Linked DNA regions of Homo sapiens: region 2 is linked to region 1. The links are chromatin loops, found by intact Hi-C in ENCODE. Cell type or tissue: heart left ventricle. All regions are shown on one strand. Links, peaks and the distances in the headings refer to the core of each region. The heading gives the core; the rest is flanking DNA.

The links. Hi-C counts contacts between places; a loop is a spot of excess contacts. Peaks named below come from ENCODE experiments on the same cell type or tissue, not always from the same donor. Only the 100,000 strongest peaks of a DNase experiment are listed, where the experiment ranks them.
Region 2: it touches region 1 in a loop (9-fold over the local background); 3 of 110 quality-filtered maps call a loop at or near these places.

Annotation. Positions count from the first base shown.
Region 1 is chr10:57,959,141-57,967,487 of GRCh38, reverse strand. No RefSeq gene overlaps it. Among named protein-coding and RNA genes, the nearest start is that of IPMK, 300 kb to the left of the region's middle. In heart left ventricle, for the core only: no CTCF peak of the experiment used is centred there; no DNase peak of the experiment used is centred there; H3K27ac peaks cover 2,662 bases.
Region 2 is chr10:57,843,483-57,851,829 of GRCh38, reverse strand. LOC105378314 (a long non-coding RNA gene) reads left to right here and starts at 4,454. Exons shown (of 3, transcript XR_001747454.1): 1 at 4,454-4,538. In heart left ventricle, for the core only: a CTCF peak has its summit at 1,916 (motif pointing right); no DNase peak of the experiment used is centred there; H3K27ac peaks cover 2,157 bases.

The sequences.
Region 1 (8,347 bases), core at 312-8,311:
GTCCATGTGTTCTCATAGTTCAACTCCCATTTATTAATGAGAACATGTGGTATTTGGTTTTCTGTTCTTGTGATAGTTTGCTGAATATGATGGTTTCCAGCTTCACCCATGTCCCTGCAAAGGACCTGAACTCATCCTTTTTTATGGCTGCATAGTATTCCATGGTGTATATGTGCCACATTTTCTTTATCCAGTCTATCATTGATGGACATTTGGGTTGGTTTCAAGTCTTTGTTATTGTGAATAGTGCCTCAATAAACATATGTGTGCATGTGTCTTTATTGTAGAATGATTTATAATCCTTTGGGTGTATATCCAGTAATGGGGTTGCTGGGTCAAATGGTATTTCTAGTTGTAGATCCTTCAGGAATCTCCACACTGTCTTCCACAATGTTTGAACTAATTTACACTTCAACCAATAGTGTAAAAGTGTTCCTGTTTCTCCACATCCTCTCCAGCATCTGTTGTTTCCTGACTTTTTAATGATCACCATTCTAACTGGCATGAGATTGTATCTCATTGTGGTTTTGATCTGCATTTCTCTAATGACCAGTGAAGATGAGCTTTTTATCATATGTTTATTGGCTCCATAAATGTCTTCTTTTGAGAAGTGTTTGTTCATATCCTTTGCCCACTTTTTGATGGGGTTGTTTGTTTTTTTCTTGCAAATGTGTTTAAGTTCTTTGTAGATTCTCGATATTAGCCCTTTGTCACATGGATAGATAGCAAAAATTTTCTCCCATTCTGTAGGTTGTCTGTTCACTCTGATGACAGTTCCTTTTGCTATGTGGAAGCTCTTTATTTTAATTAGATCCCATTTGTCAATTTTGGCTTTTGTTGCCATTGCTTTTGGTGTTTTAGACATGAAATGTTTGTCCATGCCTGTGTCCTGAATGGTATTGCCTATGTTTTCTTCTAGGATTTTTATGGTTTTCTCTTTTACGTTTAAGTCTTTAATCTGTCTTGAGTTAATTTTTGTATAAGTTGTAAGGAAGGGGTCCCGTTTCAGTTTTCTGCATATGGCTAGCCAGTTTTCCCAACACCATTTATTAAACAGGGAATCCTTTCCCCATTGCTTGTTTGCATCAGGTTTGTCAAAGATCAGAAGGTTGTAGATGATAACACCATACATCATTTTCCTTTTAAAACCCATTGAGATTTCGTTTGTGACCTTTTACATATTCAATATTTGTAAGAGTCTCGTGTAGTCTTTCAAAGCATATCTATTTTATTTCTGGGGTGCAGTTATTTTTTCCTCTCTCTCTCTTTTACCAATTATCTTAATTATCTGTTTGTTTATGGGCTAGATTTATTTCTGCATTGTAATATTTTATATTAATGATAATTTCTTCTGATTTAATATATTATTTCTTAATTTATTCTATTTCAAAGTCTTTGTGATACTTTAATTTTAGACATTGATTTCATCTGGGGCAAATTTACATTTAAGTTGCTGATATTGTCAGCTTTTTAGTACTAGCTAAAATAGTGCATCTTCCTGAGATTAGGCAGTCTCATCTTAAGGCAGATTTTGTTGTTATTATTATTATTATTATTATTATTATTTTTTGCTCTCTCTCCCTCCTTCTTTCCTGTGTACTCTCTCTGTCTAAGAGTCTTGCCTTTTCCCTCACTGGCATCTTCAAGCCACCAGCTTGGAAACCAGGCTTTTCTATGACATTTTGTATCCCTGCCCTAGCTGATATTAAAGATATTGCAGATCTACTGAGTGGCTTAATTTATTCTTGCTAACAAGGCTGTGTTTGTCCTATATAGGCCTTTTGTATTTATTTAAATTAATTTCTTAAGCAAGAGTTGATTCGAGGCCCCCCTCAGGAGGTGGGAAGCCCCCCCTCATGTCCTGGATTTCGGCTACGAGCCTGACTTTATTCTCCATCTCAGATGTCACTCTTTGCCCTGGTTACTCTGAGAAGGCAAACTATCACCTGCTACTGCCTCACTGCAGATTATGAGCCCCTTAAATCTTCTTTAGTTCCACCCTGCTCCTACAGTTTCTGAATCAAGCTAAGGCACTCATGTTTTTTACTTTGTATTAATTTTTATTTTCATCACTAATGTTACTGTTATTTCTTGTTACTCTTGCCTTGGAGGGTCTCACTGTTTCCTTTGGATCTTGGATACTTACCTGATATCTCAATGTTGGTGTGTAAGCACTCTTTGTTAAATACCGCAGATATGCTATGTGGCTCTCTTATTGGGTTCTAAAGCTAATATATTTTTCCTAGTTTTAATAAATTGAAAGGATCTGTCGATCCTATAAGACTGGCTTCTCAGATGATGGTAATATTTTGGCTAGTATCTTGAAAGAGATCAGAACTAACAGTTTTGTTTTCATCTGTGTTGAAATTTATGTTACTGGTTTTTTTTCCTATTATTCTTTGAATATTGTGCTTTCTAAATGTCTTTTGAAAAGAAATAATGAGATTCTTTGTACATGTAAAAAGTCTATTGTCTTACACAAATTTATTTATAGAATGAGCTAAGTGCAATTTATTGGCACTAAAAGAGCTAATTCTCCTGAGAAATTGGTTTGTTTATTCATTTTTTTGAAAATTTCCTTTCTAGGCTTTATTTTTTAGTCTGGAAAAAATAGACAATCTTTGTTTTTGTCCTCATGCAGGTTGATTCTTTCCCTTTTCTTTTTTTAAAGCTGTGTTAGTAGTTTAGTATTTTCAAGAAGTGTTTTGGTTGCTATTCAGGATAATAATGGAACATCTATGGCTTCAGGAAGAAGCTTTCTGTCTTACCTATGATTATCTCAAGGCCTCAGAAGACCTGCCAGGAGAGGATGCACACTCTCTCAGTGGTTCTGTGTCAGTGAGCTCTTTAGGCACAACTCACCGCTGACTAACTCTTCAATCCAGCCTTGTATGCAGACAGAGTGGCTGCCATGGCCATTTCATTGGGTGAAGGCCAAAATGACTGCTGGCAACTCAAATTGTTTCCCTGTTGTCATGGACAGACTCCCGCTATGCCTCATTTGCAGGGAAACCACATCTAGCTGTGTGTACACTGCACAGTCCTGCGGAATACTCTTCATATTGATGGTGATGGCACTCCTTATGTTTGTGCATTGATCATTATTGCTTTCTTGTAAGACTGTTTCCTCTGGAAAATGCTGTTAAATGCAGAATATTCAGGAATACGGGTGTATGGATTGGTTGGTTAACTATATATTAGATATAAACATGGTTCTGAAGGAATTAGGTATAGAGGGAGTGTGTTGGACTAGGAAATTGAAATAGTCCCAAGGACAGGTGTCCCTTCTCATCTAGTAGGGTTAAGAAGGGGAAAAAGCCAGGGTGCAGTGGGAAGATAGTGTGTGCTGAGTGAGGTACTGAAAAGGAAGGGAAGCAACCAGTGGAAATTGGAGGGGTGAGCACTGAAGAGAAACAAACCTCATGGCTAGTTTTGTGAGAGCTTGCCTTGGTAAGGTTACAATTTTATTTTTATTTTTATTATTTTTTTTAGAGACAGGGTCTCACTCTGCCACCAGGCTGGAATGCACAGGCAGTAATAGCTCATTGAAGCCATGAATGCCTGGGCTCAAGCGATTTTTCTGCCTCAGCCTCTTGAGTAGCTGGATCTATGGTTGTGTGACATCACACCTGTTAAAATATGTATTTTCATTTTCTTTTTGTAGAAATGAGTTCTTTCTACGTTGCCCAGTGATATGACTTGACTGTGCCCCCACCAGAATCTTATCTTGAATTCCCACATGTTGTGGGAGGGACCTGGTAGGAGGTAATTGAATCATGGGTAGGTCTTTCCTGTGCTGGTCTCATGACAAGTGAATAAGTCTCACAAGATCTGATGGTTTTAAAAAAAGGGGTCCCCCTGAAAAAGTTCTCTCTTTCTTTGCCTGCTGCCATTCATGTAAGATGTGACTTGCTTCTCCTTGTCTTCTGTCATGATTATGAGGCCTCCCCAGCCGTATGGAACTATAAGTCCATTAAACCTCTTTTTCTTCCCAGCCTCAGGTATGTCTTTATAAGCAGCATGAAAAGGAACTAATACACCCAGGCTGGTCTTGAACTCTTGGCCTCAGGCAATCCTCCCACCTTGCCCTTCCAAAGCACTGGGATTACAGGTGTGAGCCACTGTGCCTGACTTTTTTTTTTTTTTTTTTTTAACACATCAGGAATTATTATTGTTATGAATTATTTTTACTTGAAATTTTATAATTGTGGTGATCATTGAACAACATTTGAGTAAGATTTAAAAATCTCAGTTTATTAGTTTTCCGTTGCTGTCATAACAAGTTACCACAAATTTATCAGCTTAAATAACAACAAATTATTATGTTACAATTCTGTAGGTCAAAAGTCTGCCCTAGGACTCAGTGAGCTCAAATCAAGCCATTGACCGGGCTACATTCCTTTCTGTAGGCTCTGGGTAGGGTCTGTTTCTTTGCTGTTGACACTTCTTAGAGGTTGCTCATATTCCTTGGCTCATAGCTCCTGTTTTTCCGTCTTCAAAGCCAACAATGTAGCATTTCTCTGACCTTACTTCCAGGGTCATATCTCTGTCCCTCTCTTCTGAGTTCCTGTTCTACTCTTAAGGACTCACCCACATAATCCAGGATTATTTAATGTAAACTCACTAGTAATCTTAATTCCATCTCCAACCTTAATTGCCCTTTGCCATGTAACCTAACTAACATTTACAGATTCTGGGTGTTAAGACATTGTCATATTTGGGGAAAGAGGGTCTGATTTTACCTACTACACTTGGTATAATGGTTTTAGTAATAGACAACATTCATTGAACATTTACCATTTTCACTGTGCTCAGTATTATATATGATTTATGCAAAAAACAGCACTAAGAAATAAGTACTCTGATTATTTTTGTTTTACCGATGTGGAAATTGTGACACAGAGAGGACTAACTGACTTGTCCAAGGTCACATAGTAACTGACAGGGACAGCCTTGAAATTCATGTTGTGCTAGAGTTAGCACCCTAAGCAGTTTGATGTTTTGTCTTCTATCTTTTTTTTAGCTTATGCTGTTTTTTTCTCTGAGAACTTTCCGGTGTATTGAGAGTGATATCCATTTGTGTCCATTTCTATACGATATTACCATACTATATGGCTGGCTATAAGTATTTGAACTATCAATGGACAGTTGGCTTAAACTGGCCATATTAGACTTTCTCTCTGAAAATTTGCATATTGTGACACAGGATTCTGATAATTGATTGGAGGCACTGGAGTAGGGAGGACATGTTTTAGTACCTGAGTAACTATTTCTGACCCCATATCTACACAATTAGTCAGTTCACTTATATAGAGAGGAATGAAATAGGTACACAAATAGAAGTAGGGAAGAGAGTTCATGTAGTTCCAGAGGAAAGGAGGTTTGTGTCTGAATTTCTCATAACTTTCCACTTTATTATAATTCTAGTACACTATGGAGTTGTACCCCACTTTTTGCCTTTGGGGTCTGTGATATATCCCTTTATCTTTTTCCCATATTCTCCTTTTTACTTAAGCTAGGCTTCATGGGTCTTTGTATCTTGAAATCATAAGACATCTTAACTAGAATTCTCAGTACATTAGTTTTGTATTCTCATCTTCTTTCTTAAATATTTATTAATTTTGCCTTATAGATATATGGATAATACCAGACTCCATGTATCTGAGGAACTTAAATGTTAAAATGAACTGTAACAGTGTGATGATAATCGTGCTTTCATCATTAGTATTTCAAAATTTATTTCAGTGTAAGAATGTGAGACATTCCAGTATTGTCACTGCTTATTCAACTTCATCGTAAAACAGTTTATGATGTTTATTATTCAGGGAGTTTGAAGGAAGCTTTAAGGGTGATTATTCCTACATAATTCTATGTGGTAAGTTTTCTCAAGATTAAGGGAGAGTATGTATTTTTCTTTTCTTTCTTTATACCTTTCATGGAGAAACAGAAGAGTTGTGTTCTCACTCTTCAGTATCTTGAATAGGGTGTCCTGTGTCAAGATACCAAAATTATCCACATAGGCCAGTGGTGCTCAACCAGGGGCAATTTGAAAATTTTGGGTGAGTGACTTTTGAACCTTATCTAGTCCTGACATTCCATGAGACCTCTCATTTTATATGCTAAGCCATTCTCATGCCAATCATAGTGAAACCTTATATTGGAAGAAAATGACAGAACTTTCTATGTATTTTAATGAACCTTAAGGACTCAGCCCATACAGCAAAAAAAGATGCTTTTTTCCCATAAAAGCTGTGCTTTTTGTACTGACATTTATTAAACATCAAGAGGGACTCAAATATTATTGCAATGTAGTTTCTTACATGAATATAATACACATGTGTTTCTTTGAGCTTACAAAAAGACACGAATTGAAGACTAAAATTTCTGTTACAAAGAGATACAAAACTGAAATTTATTTCAGAGAATTTGCTTCTCATATTCATCTGTTCGAAAGCCACCACCATTACAGTGCCACAGAGAAATCATGAAAGAATATCATAAACAATAAGAACAAACAGCATCCTTTGTTTTTATTATTAATGAGCAGCTAAGTGTTTATTAAAAATATCCTTTGTGTTTAATCTGGAACAAATGGCTTTTTGAAATGATTCTTTCAAATAAAGCTTTTCAACTTTTTTACTGCTCTCTTGGCAATTAATATGACGGTAACACTACAATGAATTTCTCTATATCCTGGAGGTCCTCAGAAGCATCTGACAAAGGATTGTCCCGGTTGCTCATGTTCTGGTACGTAGAGACACTGACATAGATATTACTAAGCAGTGTTAAAAACACACACATGGGTTTCCTGCTGACTGTCTAATCTCAGGAAAACAACAAACCTCCCTAGAAGAATTCATTAATAAATTACCATGTTGGCCTATAGAGATCATTTGACATGGACTTTAAAATTAGCTAAGATTTAAAGAATCACATGGAGTAACTTTATAGCCAAAGCTCAAGTCATTTTTATAAATCATTAATTGTAATATGAATAGTCATAGGCACAGGGTAAATGTGAAGAAGGTGGTTTTCCCTTCTTTGTAAGATGTTCCTCACAGGTATGAAAATATGTCGTTGAGTGAAGGAATAGTTTTTTTTTTGGTAAAATAAATGATTTGAGACACTTAGAGCTAAGAGGATGAATACATGAAATGATTACATTATCATCAGCAAGTGTTGTGGCCCAAAGAAGAGGTTTATAAGTATACAAACTTGAGTTGGCCCTAAAGAAGAACATGTTAATTTCCTTGTGAGGGTCTCTCAAGGTCCTGGATGGTTGCTTGGTTTGTTGGAGAAATGTTCAGGTTTAGTAGAATAAGCTTCCTTCTAAAATGTTTGATTCATTTCTTGAGCTTTTAAAGATTTTAACTTATGTAATTATCTTACATCAGATGATAAAGAGGAAAAGTTTTGTTTTATGTTTCCTTCAATCTAAATATTGGTATAAGAACATTCCACCTTTAGGGCAGTAACCCTTTTGCCTTCTTGCTCGTTATAAATCTGTACTGCACTATGAGGCTCCTTCTCTGAACTTGCAAATTATTGCTCACATAAGGATTTTCAGCAAGTTTCTTTCTAGTGAATATCAGAAGTTTAGAAATGAAAGAGAGTTTAGTGATTATGAAGCACAGTGTCCTTATCTCAGATGTGAATAAACAAGGGCTGGGATTGAGCAACCTGGCCAAGGTTAGACAACCTGACAAGGAATACTACAGAGATTCAGGCTTGACAAAAATTCCTATGAATCTCAATCAAGGTTGGAACCAGTCCTGGTTTAGATAAAATAGTTCTTAGACAAGTTCTTTCTGATGATGTTTTTAGTTTCCCCAGACCTCTTTATTTTGGCATCAGTATATCATGTTCTGTCCTTTTCTCTTTTTGTTGTATAAAATGATTGTTCTGGGCCCTCTAAGTTATATCTGAAACATGAAATTTAGATCCAGGCTGCCTGGGTATAAATGTTGGCTCAGTCACTCACTCACTAGCAATGTGACCTGGGGCAAATTACCAAACTTTTCAGTACTTCACTTTCCCTATATGTACAATGGAAATGCTGACAAATATGAGGCTTATATAAAATACTGCATATAAAACACTTAATAAGGACTTAGCTCATGGTAGGTAACTGGCAGTGGTAACAATGATAACTGCTTTTATTATTGTTACTATCAAAATAGCACCCAACAGATATTTCAAATTTCTGTCTTCTGCCTGTGTCTTCTACATCTCCAAATTTGGTTGGTGGCAACATGATGTACACATAGGCATCAGTAGTGTTTCCTGCTTTTTTTTCTTTTAAACTCTCCACCATGATCCAATAGCTACTATTACAAATATTGTTGAT
Region 2 (8,347 bases), core at 119-8,118, 120 kb after region 1:
ATAGAGAGAATATATATATACAACATATAGACAGAATATATATACAGAATATATATAGAGAGAATATAGATAGAATATATATAGAGAGAATATAGATAGAATATATATAGAGAATATATATATAGAATATATATAGAGAATATATATATAGAATATATATAGAGAATATATATATAGAATATATATATAGAGAATATAGATATAGAATATATATAGAGAATATATCTATATCTATATCTATATATCTATATCTATCTATCTATCTATCTATCTATCTATCTATCTATCTATCTATATATATATATATATCCTGCACAAGGTGCTATATTTCTCTAAGGCTATGTTATCAGAAATAAAACTGCTGGATCATGGGATATGTTCCTCTTCAATTTTATTAGACTTTACTAAACTGACCCCCAACTTATAACAGGTTGAACCATTTTATTTATTTATTTATTTTTATTTAATTTTTTTTTAAAAGTTGTCTCACTCTGTCACCCAGGCTGGATGCAGTAATAGGATCATAGCTCACTGTAGCCTCAAACTCCTGGCCTCAAGTGATCCTCCTGCCTCAGCCTCCCAAAGTGGTGGGATTACAGGCATGAGACAGGACACCCAGCAGGTTAAACTACCGTAGAGTCCCACAGCCACATAAAGCACAATCAATTTCCATATTGTATATCCTCACAAATACTTACTAGGGTAAAATATTAATTTTAGCCAATGTGAAAAATGAAAACTGTTATCCCCTTATTATTTTAATGTATATCTTTTAATGATAAGGCCTGAACATGTTTTCAAGTGTTTATTAAGTATTTTCCCTCTTTGGGACTTATCTATTTTTGTCTAAGTCCTTTGGGACTTACCTACGTTTGTTCTTTACATGTACTTTTGATGTTAAAAGGTCCTTTGATTTCTCTTTAGAATAAGGCAATATTTTAGCTACATAGTAGCAATAAATAAGTATTTATTGACTTTAATTCATAGAGTTAGGAAAACATGTTCTATTGATCTTTGAAGAAATTGTTTTTTTCACTCTGTTTTTCTGTGCTGTTTTCTGAATCCTAAATATAATAGGATGTGAAGGGCAGAATCATTTAATGTGAGAGCCTATGCTTTGGAACCAGGTAGACTTGGGTTTGAATCCTGGCTCTTCCACTTAATCCTCATGTAACCTTGGGCAATCACTCAGATTTTCTGAAGTTGACATAATAATCAATAGCTCATGAAGCTCCAAATATTAACTTAAGAAAATAAGTATAAAAACCTTAGCATGGTGACTATTAAATAGAAGATGCTCACTAAATATCAATTCCATTTTTCTACACCCTTCATCTCAAACTGCACATGGAAATAAATATTGCTTTGGTGTGATGAGATGTCCAGTTCACCTTTCTCACTGAATGTTACATAAAAGTCCCACCCAGGTATCTGGCGAACTTACTAATATACTTAATCTACCTGTAAGTGCACCTTTCTGTACATGGAAAAACTTGTATTAACTCCTGAGTTTGAACTAAGAAACCTTAACAACCAATCAAAATAGGGGTTGCAGTTGCTGTGGGAGACAACCTTTCTCAATATATCCCTTTAAACTGAATATATCAAGACCTTCTTTTCATATTAAAATGTTAGCTGTACACAAATGAGGGCATGAGAGGGACAGGTGCAATGCTCATGGCTAGTCTGAAGGAGAAAGATTGGAGGAAAAGTAGAGATATTACATGCTGACATATATACACTTCCTTTAAATTTTGCTGAATTGTCCCTTTCTTAAGAATTAGAGGCATATTTTTAGATCTTGCATTGGCTGTTAGTCTAGTGTCCTTTTAAATCAGAATCTCAAAGAATATTCGGTAACAATGCTGAAATTTGCCTTGAGAATTTAAATGTGCAAACACATGTGGACAGTAGGGGTCACAGTTGTCTTAGATTAACATCAGAAAATTGGTGTGTATGTATTTTTTGTTTTATCTTTGTTTTTAAGATTTACAGATTTATAGAATAAAAACCTAAAAGCTGAGTTTGGTTTGAAAATGTGCTCTTTGGTCATATTAAGAGGTTTGAAATCTTGTCTTTCTCCCTTCTGCACATTTGCATAATTGGCTTCAACATTCTTTCTCAGAGACAAGAATTTTTGATTCATGGACAGCTATGTTCTGAATGATGATATTCTTTTAATCACTGTCAAGCTGGAAAGGAATTCTCATTAGGGACTTTTAAATTTTCTAATCAAAGTTCCTGAACTTCTTTTAGAATAAGTGAGTTTCATATTTTAAAGTGTGGTAAAAATTATTTCTCTCTTTTGTTTTAAAGAAATGAAGTAAGTTCCTAAATTTTCCACTTTGTGTTAAGGCTCTAATTGCCAGGAAATTATTGTTGTAACATGCTGTTTGCCAGTGATTGGTTAGAATACAAATTTTTACCCAAATCTCTGTATCATTTGCTGTAATACATCATAAAAGCTCATATAGCAATGGCAATTTAATACAATATTTGATGCAACATATTGTGTACTTAGTTGATAACATTTTTATTTAAAAATATTTGTAGGAGATCAATTTACTAGGTAAACACAAAGGGACATACTATTTATTGTAGATTAAAAGAGGATAATAAAGCACTGCTGGAGATAGGTAGTAATTATAACTCACATTGCTTGTAAAAGGGAAGCTAGTACAACTCCTCGAAAGACCAGTTTTTGGCAATACTACTAAAGCTGATCACACGCATACATAGCCACTCTACTTCTAAAAATATATCTTAAAACAAGCTGATAGCACTATTTGTATTAGTTCCAAATCAGAAACTATCTGAAAGTATATCAACAGGACAATTGGTTAATACATTGTGATATAGTATAGAATGAAATACTACTATACAGTAATAAGAATGAACAACTACAGACAACTGTCTGGATGAATCTTACAAATATAATGTTGAGTGAAACAAGTCAAACACAAAAGAGATAAGGCACTATACAATTTTGTTGGTGTAAGCATCAAAACCAGGCAAAACTATGTAATAGTAAGATAAACCCTTATCAGGGGGTTATTGACTGGAAGGGGGTGTATTAGTTGCTAAATGCTATATATTGATCTGTATGCTGGTTAAATAGGTAGGTTCAGTTTATGAAAATTGAATAAGCTATGCAGTTGTGACAAAGAGGGTAATGATGAGTTTGCTTTACCAATAGAGATTGTTGGGCGGTCTCAGTGCTTGGCAACATTTTCATACATTTTTTCCCAAGGTTCAGCATGTGATACTTAATTTGCATGTCTGCAATTATATCTTTGTCAAGGCACTTTCTGTTGCCTGGATTAAGAACAACTTATTCATTTTAACTCATGGAAGACTGAGGAATAAATTAAGGTAGATGCATTAATTTAAAAGTAATATTCTTTACCATTAACTGGAATATTCAATTCCCTCATTCAGATAAACCTTCCTATTATTGTAAAATTAATAGCTGGAAGCCAGTCTTAGTGAGTGTACAATGAATGCAGAGGCAGGTGAATAATAAGGAGTTTTTCTTTAGAATATGTTGGTGCCCAATGATTTGTTTCTTTTACATAACAGAATTTGTGTTTCTAATGTCTGTGGTAGAGTCTCCCAGCTGTAGTCTCTCATCATCTTTGGCTCATTCATTTTTAAAGTCAAGCAGCCCTAGGGCCACGGCACCACAGAATAAAGGTTTGATTACAAACCTATGTACTGAAGTGTTGGTATTTTCTAAACATGCCTCAGAAGAGTTTCTTCACTGCAGCCCAAGATCTGTAGACATATATTCATGCAATTTAGCAATACCCAAAAGAAGAATATAACTTGTCTTTATGGAACTAACTATATGCAGTCATGGAGTTCAAGTCAGCAGGGGTTGACAGTGTTACATTCAAGCATGCTGACCTTGCCACATTTTTACAAGATGAAACTAGAGCAACTAGTTAAACTGATGTTGAGGATAATGTCAGAAATTCAGCAAGGTTCAGTACTCATGGTTAAAGAGCAGGCATAAAAGGCAGAATAGATAAAATATTTGCATTTTAGAGGACTTTGAGTATAGAACACTTAAAATTTTCATTGCAGTTTGTGATGATACACGGCAATGAGCAAAGGAAATTAATTTCTAACATTTAGCTATTTGAATACAATACCATATTATAAAAGTGGAGAAAAAGATTATTTTACTGATTTCCTGTTGACCTGCTTACTTGGATTGGTAGCCATGATTATACTATCAGTATTATAAAATACAGATAAGTTTGAGTAACCAAAGTATTTATAAAAATAATCTTGGCATTCTGTTACCTCATTGCATCATGAAGAAATTTCCAAAGTGTTGTATGTAAAAAAAAAAAAAAAAAATTTCTGAGTCAGATTATTGCTGTGTTTCACCCAGGCTGGAGTATAGTGGTGCGATCATAGCTAGCTGCAGCCTTGAACTCCTCCTCAAGCAATCCTTCCTCCTTGGCCTCGCAAAGTCCTGGGATTACAGGCGTGAGCTACTGGGCCTGACCTACAAAATGTTTTATGCTTTCGTGAGTACTAGGTTTCTGATTTCAGCTTTTTTTATTTAATGAGGATGCATTCATTCATTCATTCAGTATCTACTTTATTCTAAATAATTACCAGGTGCTCTTGTGGAGATACACAAGTGCCCAAGAAATAATCCATGTGCTTTAGGCATTTATGACTTAGAAAGTGATATAGAATAAATTACCGAATAAATTTATTTTAAGTCCAAATGAAATCCATGCTTGAAGAGGTGCATTAGTATCCTGTGCCTGAAAAAAAGGGACAATTAATTATTTTTATCAGGAAATGCTGTAGAGAGGGGGTGATGTTTTCACTGGGTCTTGAAGGATAAGCAGTGTTTCAATAGCAGGCAATGGTGTCAAGGGCATTCTTGGCTGAGAGAACAGCAATAGCAAGGACACAGAGGAACATTCTTGACATGCTTAGGACACTAGAGACAGTCTAATATTAGTGATGTTCACTGTGGGATGAAATGTAGTGAGATGGGAGAGAAGTTAATTAGGAAATAGGCCAACCTCATAAAGAGAGAAGTGGTAGTCATTTCTCTGACATGTATCAACCCGAGTTTAGTGCTGATTCTATCAAAATAACTGAACACAATGTTTACAACACATTTAATTGGGAAAGAATGTTGAAGATTATCTAGTTTAATGTATCTCTCTCTCTCCCCACTTTTTCCAAGCCATAGGCTCAGAGAGAGGTTAAGTATTTTTAATCAAGACCATACAACCTGGAGGTTGTCTGGGTATGAAATATCCCACGTTGCTATATTTGGTTTGTAGCTCTTTCCACTATAGTAGTACAACAGAGGCTGCTGGTCTATGTGGCAGAGTAGAAATCCAAGGCAGAGATATTCCCTGTTGTTGATGGCAAATAAGGCAGTAATTTCCTAGTTTTGTAAGTAGGCAGTGACTTAAATTTGATGCAGGTGACTTCTCAATATAGCAGACATGTGAGGAAGTGCAATTTGGTTCCAAAATTGACCCATCCAGGTAGTCAGGTTTGTGTTAGGTGATCAATATCCCTACAAGGGCTACTTGATCAGGCATGAACATCTGTTTCCGATTGATCCATTAACATTCCTTCTTGGAAATTTGGAATTGGGAGACTGAAAGACTGAGATAAAAGATCATGTAGGTTAAGGGCTAACACTGAAATCCTGATGAGCTAAAGCCAGATGTAAAAAGAGACAGAAAAAGAATAAAGTGAGTAAAAAGAGAAGACAGAAGCACAGAGAGAGGCAGAGACAAAGAGGGATGGAGATGCAGCTTCAATGATACTAATTTCCAGCTGTTTCCGATCTTATCCAGTGATGTGTAATTCTACCTTTATGTGCCACATCAGTTAGATCTGACATATTTGAGCTGGCTTGCATGGGCCTCTGCTCTGTGCAAGTAAAGCAGCTTTGACCAGAAAAATCCATGTGACTCTGTTAACTCCAAATGGTGAATAACCCCTTTGTATTTTCCTTTGAGTTGTGTTTTCTTTACTTCTACCTTTGAACAAAAACAAACAACTTAACCCCCCTGATTCCTCTTCAAATGAGAAACTCTAGCTTATCTATTTTGTTATTTGGGGGGAAATGCTTCCTTTAGACCTGTTGAGTCAGGATTGCCCCTTAAATTACTAAAGGACAATGGAAGCTGTCTGAAGCTGTCTAGTGTTCAAGACCAATATGTATTAGACAGTAAGGCTTCAGTTGCCTCTGGAACAGAACCCTGCATCAAGAACATGTCTCTGTCTGTTGCAGAATCACCTTTCAGTTGAATGACCAACTTGAAATCTGAAGAACAGATGAGTGATCCTTAATAGTTTTCTTTTCCCTCTTCATCACCTCATTATCATTAAAAAGGGCAATAGATCTTAACAGGAATGCCGAAAATAGCACTCTGTAAAAAGGAATAAAATAGGTGTAGACACCATGCTGGGGCGGGTGTCACAGAAACAGCCTTCTTACTGACCATTGCGCTCTCAGGATAATGAACCATCGTAAATCTTTTGAACTGGGAAGAAAATGTTATGTATTTAACTAATTTGAGACTAATCAAGATATAAGAAGTATGCCTTGATTTGAAAATGCTCTTTTTATACACATTAATGTATAAATACCATAAATATATTTATAAATTATTTGTAAATAATATATTTATAAATTATAAATATGAATTTATAAGACATATCACAATCACCTAAATATCATTTTGCCTATGAAGTACCATGCATCCTATTTAGCAAGAATTGCCTGCTGACTTTTGAAAGGTGTACTTACACAAATTTTTCTAGCAAATCTATAAACAAACAAATGAAGAAATAGGAAAAGTGTTGAATTGGCCAGAACGTTTAAGACATTCAGTGACTGGAATCTTAATGTAGACTCCTGGGTTTGGAAAGACCAATAAACAGTTTAATCCAGCCATTGGTTCTCAGAAAGAAGGAGCCTTCGAGGGGAGATTTGTGCTGGAGCAATTTGCAATCAATTCTCTAGCTCCGCCCTGTTTTAGTCCAGAAATACCATGGGTTAATACTCATATCTCTGTCTTTGCTGAAAGGAAAGAACCACTTCAAGCCTCATTATCCTCATTAAACCACAATCAGTACCCACAGATCAAGGACTACCTGCAGACAGCTTTAATCAGGCAAAATAAAAACAGCTTCTGTCTGAGTTTTGGAGCTCAGCAGGTCTGTTCATAGTGATCTTCCTGACTCTGTTAATGCTTAACTCTGAGCACTTGCCAGAATTGACCTCTCCTACTTTAGCCACAAGTCCTTGAGATCGGACCTAGTCCTTTTGTCTACTCAAGTCTATGTAAAACTCTTCACTTCTAAATTCAAAGTCTAGCCTTTCCTGACTATCTGTCTCTCTGGCACTCTAGCCAGTGGTTGAGAACCCAGAAAGAGGGATCAGGCTTCAAGTGTTGATTTCCACACTGAATATTATTCCCTAGAATATTACTTAGTCTTTCGGGTGTCATTCTCTTCATCTGTAAAATAGGGAGAATGAAAAGTGTATTGCACAGTTGCTTTAAGAACTAGATAAAATGTATACTTGATAAGATGTATACAAGGTCTCTAAAAATTCTAGAAGTATGGCAAGGTTCTCAGAAAATAATAGCAAAAGCTTGCTCATGTGGCTTTGTAGTCTCAGAGTATCTATTATTATTATTATTGTTATACCATAATTAAAAACACATGGTCTTATTTTTACATTTGCTAATGAACAAGTAGAGCAGTGTTGAAAATATACGTGCAAAGTATATCTCCTGCTTAAGACCCTAATTTAAATAATTACTTTAAGTTTTGTGAAATACCAAGACTAATCTTGTAGAATAAGCTTGCTAATAAGAGACTTAAAAATACTGGCTCAGCATTTGAAAGCATTCATTTTTCCCCCTATAACAATAGTTGTAAGTGAACAATATAAGTGTAAAATGATATTAAGGGAGACATTGGAGCCCTGAGCTTTCTATTCTTTCATAAAAGAAGCATCTGCTTTTTATGCCCCCAGAATCACATCTCCTAGCTGCTGAAAATGGCAAAGCTCTTTTATTTGAGAAAATATAAATTTAGGATTATAAGTCAATTAGCACAAAAGGAAATGATGAAATGCTAAGAAAAAGAGTTTGGGTTAATTTAAAGCCGCTTAGTCTTTACAGGACTTTGGCTGGAGTATAATTTAAGCGTTTCTATACAGGTGGCAACATCTCTTGGGGGACCTGCCTTAGGTTCAGAATTGTGACTATTGATAAAGTGACTTAAGAGATGTGATTTAAGTGATGTACGGCTTAGATAAGTTCTCAGAATTTACTGTCAA